Linked DNA regions of Homo sapiens: region 1 is linked to region 2. A link is a loop called in an ENCODE intact Hi-C map of the cell type or tissue named here. Cell type or tissue: ascending aorta. All regions are shown on one strand. Each heading gives the region's core, and the rest is flanking DNA. Links, peaks and the distances in the headings are about the cores only.

What was found. Peaks named below come from ENCODE experiments on the same cell type or tissue, not always from the same donor. Only the 100,000 strongest peaks of a DNase experiment are listed, where the experiment ranks them.
Region 1: it touches region 2 in a loop (2.1-fold over the local background); 2 of 110 quality-filtered maps call a loop at or near these places.

Annotation. Positions count from the first base shown.
Region 1 is chr1:17,628,455-17,631,352 of GRCh38, reverse strand. The region is part of intron 15 of ARHGEF10L (Rho guanine nucleotide exchange factor 10 like); the gene reads right to left. Among named protein-coding and RNA genes, the nearest start is that of LINC02810, 88 kb to the left of the region's middle. RefSeq lists enhancers at 558-1,209, 1,210-1,863. In ascending aorta, for the core only: a CTCF peak has its summit at 1,702 (motif pointing right); a DNase peak (open chromatin) is centred at 1,142; H3K4me3 peaks cover 1,047 bases; H3K27ac peaks cover 2,500 bases.
Region 2 is chr1:17,550,494-17,553,391 of GRCh38, reverse strand. All of the region lies in intron 1 of ARHGEF10L (Rho guanine nucleotide exchange factor 10 like), which reads right to left. Among named protein-coding and RNA genes, the nearest start is that of ARHGEF10L, 12 kb to the right of the region's middle. In ascending aorta, for the core only: no CTCF peak of the experiment used is centred there; a DNase peak (open chromatin) is centred at 1,491; H3K4me3 peaks cover 1,732 bases; H3K27ac peaks cover 2,500 bases.

The sequences.
Region 1 (2,898 bases), core at 270-2,769, 78 kb before region 2:
CCCCCCCTGCTAGTGTCAGGGCCACCAACCCATCCAGGGACACCCTGGGAAAACGTCTTTTTTCTAAAGGGGATTTTTTTCTGGGAGGGAGGGAGGATATTCAGCAAAATTCATTCCCAAAACCCGTGACTCTGACGACAACCATTACTCTCCCCTTCCTTCCCCATCCTGTCTGGGAAAAGGACAGATCACCCCGAGCCTCCCCGGGACATAAAAGGACAGATCACCCTGAGCCTCCCCAAAGAGAAAAAGACAGATCACCCCCAGGCAACCCCAGGACAGAAAAGGACAGATCACTCTGAGCCTCCCCAGAGAGAAAAAGATAGATCACCCCCGGGCATCCCCAGGACAGAAAAGGACAGATCACCCCGAGCATCCCCAGGAGAGAAAAGGACAGAACACCCTGAGCCTCCCCAGAGAGAAAAACACAGATCACCCCCAGGCATCCCCAGGAGAGAAAAGGACAGATCACCCCGAGCCTCCTCGGGAGAGAATGCTGTTGTTCTCCAAAGCATCATCTCTCTCAAGTCGGCACACAACCAAAAGTCCCAGTGGGACCAAATGCCCAGGGTGTGCCAGGCACTGAGGATGGCTCTTAATATTCCACATCTCATTGAATCAGCTCAGCGGTCCTTGAGGCCATCCCCATTGCCCAGGTGAGGAAACTGAGATTCCAGGGGTAAAGTGACTCGCTGAGACCCACCCACTGTTGATTGACAGCACAGGACAGAGCCAGGCCACGTTCACCATTCCCTGCATTGAGCAGCTAGTGCACAGTGTGACAGGAGCCAGGGGAGGCCCCACCGCTCCTAACATGCAGGAGGACTTGGGGTCCCCCACAGCTGCTAAGGCCAGGCTCCGCCTCACTATTTCCACAAGGAAACCAAACGCCAACTCAAGAGACCACTACTCGGACCTTGAAGACAGCAGGGCCCCCCGCCCCAAGGGCTGCCAAATGTGCCATGACCCAAAACTTGGAAGAGGAAAGTCCCGTGGGCTCTGGCAGTCAGCGCTGCCCCCTTGGCAGATGAAAACCAACAAAAAGAAAAAGAAAACCAGGATATTGCACAAACGGCCCTCTGGAGGCTCCTGCCTAGGCTATTTTGAAACAGCTGGCATGGTTCCGTTTCGGGTTACACCCAGTTTCGTTTCTGCTTCTCCCTGGGTGATGGTGATAGGGACATCACTAAACAGGTCACAGAACTGGCCAGGACTGTCCAGGGAGGGCCCTGGAGGGGGAAGCCCAGGGTGCGGCCTCCACCACACTCTTCCTAACATCTCACATGGTCCAACCTACCCTCACCCAGCAAATGGAGACATGGAAGCTTAGAGCCTCTAGTCCTTTGCCCAGCATCAAAGAGGTCTCCCTTACCTCCAGCCAGGGCCCACCTCACAGAGCAGGAGAGGGCAGAACGGCTCTTCCCAACCACTACGGAATTTATTTCCTCCTCCCAAGAGGCCTCTCCCCACTGTGGCTGCACAGGTGTATGAGGCAAAGCAAGAGAAAGCCTCTTGGTCACCGAAGAGGGAGCCGAAGGTGGGGAGAGGAGAAGATTCCTGAGCGCAAAGGCCAGCACGGGTGGTCATGGCGGGGCTGAAGGCTTTTTCTCCCGAGACATTCCAAACTCGAGGCTTGTGTGGGGGATGGCTGAGTTAGTCCTGCCTGGAACCAGGGGGTGGAGAGTGACCCTGCCCCTCATGCCCAACCTGAGCCACGTGGATGGGGACATCCCCAGGAGAGGGCGCTGTCCCCTCCCCATCTCGTCTTCCCCAGCCCAATCCTCCTGGAGCAGGTAAAATAAACTCAGATGCCTTAGGGGCTTGCAGGTAACATCAGTGGGAAAGGTGGGTAGGAACCAAGGGGAAGTGGGCAGCTGCCACTCGGGGGCTGGTGCCACGTGGGAAGGTGGGTCGGTGAGCCAGCTCTTCCTACCCTCCCAGGAGACCCACAAGTCTGAATTTTATAGGATCTCTCTCAATTTTTAAATGTTGGCAACTACTGCCATGTTCTTAAAACTACTGTGTGGGCCGGGCACCGTGGCTCATGCCTGTGATCCCAACACTTTGGGAGGCTGAGGCAGGAGGATCACTTGATCCCAGGAGTTTGAGACCAGCCTGGGCATCATAGTGAGACCCCATCTCTACAAAAAAAAAAAAAAAATTAATTAGCTGGGTGTGGTAGCTCGTGCTTGTAGTCCCAGCTACTCAAGAGGCTGAGGCAGGAGGCTCACTTGAGCCCAGGAGCTCAAGGCTGCAGTGAGCCGTTATTGTACCACTGTACTCCAGCCTGGGCAACAGCATGAGGCCCTGTCTCAAAATAAAATTAAATTAAATAGAATAAAATACTGTGTGGGCCACAACACAACCTGCAACCTGAATTTGGCCTGAAGCAACAGAGTCCTAAGATGTGGGTTGCCTGAAGCTTGGCACTGCAGGGGACCCTACAGGAGGCCTTGTCCCTGCCCCACTTCACAGGCATGGGGTGGAAAGCAAAGATGCTGATGCAGGTTAGACAGCATTCTATACTGTAAAGTGCAGCACACATGGAAAGGGCCACTCTCCCTCTGGGTACTCCTTCCTGGACTCTTAGAAAGGTCTACCCCGTGCTGCTGAAACCTCCCTCCTGGGAACAGCCAGCCATAGGCCTTAGTTCTGCTTCTAGGACCCCACAGAGCCAAGAGGCTCCCAGTTTATTCCCCAGAAAATTTGAACCTCTCCCTATGACCTCACACAGTATCCGTTCTCCAAAGAACAGTCCTGCAATGTGCCCAGGGCCTGGGCACCCCAGCCTAAACTATCCCAGCCCTCCCCTACCCTCCAGTAGGTGAACAGGGGGGCTGGGGTGTGGGACCTCCCAGAGACCCCAGCACAGAGCCAGGCAGTTCATGTCATGTGCTG
Region 2 (2,898 bases), core at 173-2,672:
GACTCTTACAGATTCCTAGATAGAAACCTGAAATCTTACACTTATGAATTATTAGAATTGGTAGAGATTCTAGATTCTCAATCTACCCATCTCACAGAAGAGGAAACTGAGGCTTAGGGTAAAGGCAGGGGGCAAAGTGAAATGTTGCCCAAGCTCTTCTGGCTGGTCCAAGGAAGAAGTGGGATTAGAACCCAGGCAACTGGCTCCCAGTCCAGTCCCCCTCTGAGGCCCTGGAGGAGTGAAAGGAGCAGAAGGCCAGGAGTCTGGGATGCTGGGGTTCTGGTCCCGGGTCTGCCCCACTTGGCTGAAAGATGATGAGCCAGGGGCTGAGGCCCACTGGAGCTCCAAGTCTTCGTGATAAAACTTAAGGGGTTGTAGGGACTGGGGTGTCCCAAAGTCAAGTGGGCAGAATGCTAGTGCCCCACAGGATCCTATCAAGTGATTTGCCAAGGAAGGGACTCATGCTCAGCTGAACAAAGTTTGAAGGGGGACCACAGGGATTTCAGGGGAGGGCTCCAGAGTTAGAGGGTCAGGTTCAAATTCTGCCATTTACTAGCTGTGTGACCTGGGACAAAATATCTACCCTTTCTGTTCCTTAGCTGTGTCATCTATAAAATGAAGATAATGACCATCCATAGCTCACAAGATGACAAGGGATTGAAACAAGAGGCTGGACACGGTGGCTCACGCCTGTAACCCCAGCACTTTGGGAGGCTGAGGGGAGCAGATTACTGGAGGTCAGGAGTTTGAGACCAGCCTGGCTGATATGGTGAAACCCTGTATCTACTAAAAAAAAAAAAAAAAAAAAAAAAAAAAAAAACGAAAATTAGCCAGCTGTGGTAGCATGCACCTGTAGTCCCAACTACTTGGGAGGCTGAGGCAGGAGAATCACTTGAACCCGGGAAGCAGAGGTTGCAGTGAGCCAAGAACATGCCACTGCACTGCAGCCGGGTGACACAGTGAGATTCTATCTCAAAAGAAAAAAAAAAGATAGATTGAAACAAGATCATGCGTGGTACCTGGCACACTTCAGGCCTACAGTGGACACTGGTTATTACTTCAGTCCTATTGGTCACATTTCATATTATCTCTACAGGCGAGGGAACCAAGACTGCAGAGAGGTGAGACACCTGCCCAAAGTGACAGAGCTCATAGCACAGGGCTCTGGGAAGTGCTCCCCATCTCCCCCTCCCCTCGCCCTCTGCCTGGCATCTGCCCTTCCCAGCAGGGACTGCCTCCCTCACTGGCCTCATGTGACCTGTTAATCAAATCCTGCACCAGCCCCATGGAGTTTTCCCATCACTCATTGGGGAGGAAGCAGATGCCCAGGAAACTGCTTAAATAACCCGTGCAGCTCTGGGAAAGCCCCAGCCCTGGCTCCCAGCAGCAGCCCAGCTCCTCCTGCCCAGAAGCACCAACTGTTCTCTGAGACTGCAAAAAGGCAATGTTTAAAGCCACACGGGGACTGTGGACGGTGACCTTCAACTCAAGCCTCCAGTGAGCCGCTCCCTGGGGTTACTCACCATCCGCTTCCACCCCTGGGACTGTGGTTGTTTTAGTTAGAAGACCAGTCCCAGCCTGGATGACCTGGCACGCTGGGAGACCTCAGGCAAGTTGCTTAACCTCTCTGACTCGGAAATCTTTTTGGAAGAGAAAAATGAGCAGAATTTGGGAAGGAGTAAGGAAGCAGCAGGGTTCAGAGAATGACCTAGGAATCGAGAGCCTTTTAACAGCCTTGAAAGCTCTCCCTGGTAACTCTTCTGTCCCTTGCAGCCCAATCTCTACCCCAAACAAAAAGTTCTAATCCCGTCATCCCCTAGCTTGAAACAGTTGACTGGCTCGCAGGGCCCACAAGATAAAGTACAAGCCCCTAGTACAATGGACAGAGCTCCTGAGCAGCACCCTCCTGCACCCTCCCTGACATGGCCCTGCTATTCCCTCCCCTGAGCCTTGGCACATGCCTGGATGCCTCCTGCTTCCTGACCTAACTCTGCCTTTTCCACTGCTTGGCTTGGACACTCCCCTGGGAAGCCTCCTCGGAGTCCCTCCACCTGCATCAGGCACCGCCCACCCTTCAGCTGTTGCCCATCCACCTCCCTCACCAGATTAAGGGGCGCCACACCTTACTCATCTTGGAATCTCCAGTTCCTTGCCCAGTGCACAGCATTCAGTAGGTGCTTAGTAAATATGTGTTGGGAGGAGAGGAATGCAAGGACAGACAAATGAAAACAAATGAACAAAACCACAAGCTTTGGAATCCTCCTCTGCAACACGGGAATGCCGTGGGCAAACGAGGTGGACTGCCCCCCTTGGTGTGAATCCTCACTCCCTACACAGTCGTGCACCTGCTGGCAGGTGCACTGGGTCACCTCCGGGCCTCTTTCCGCTTCGATAAGGTGAGACGCTTAATAGCACCTGCACCTCACAGACTTATCGTGAGGACCAGGGGCCGATCCTCCCCAGGTGTTTAGTTCAGCACCTGGCACTAAAGGTAAGTTCCTTGCACCCATCTTCCCCTAGCTCCCAGGCTGCCTGCCCTGGCTCCTCCTCCTCCACCAGACTATAAATATAAGAGCTCCCAGAGCTCACCTCCCTGTGGAGGGATCTCTCCTCTGAATTGTCTCTCTGGGTGGTCACACCTGTCCCCTTTATATGTTAAGGATGCCCAAGTTTGCATCTCCAGCCCAGAGGCCCTCACTACCCCCTTGGACTTCTTTGGGGTTTTTTGGCTTTTTTTTTTTCGTTTTTGAGATGGAGTTTCACTCTCGTTGCCCACACTATACTGCAATGGCACAGTCTCAGCTCACTGCAACCTCCACCCTCCTGGGTTCGAGCAATTCTCCTGCCTCAGCCCCTGAGTAGCTGGGATTACAGGCGCCCGCCACCACACCTGGCTAA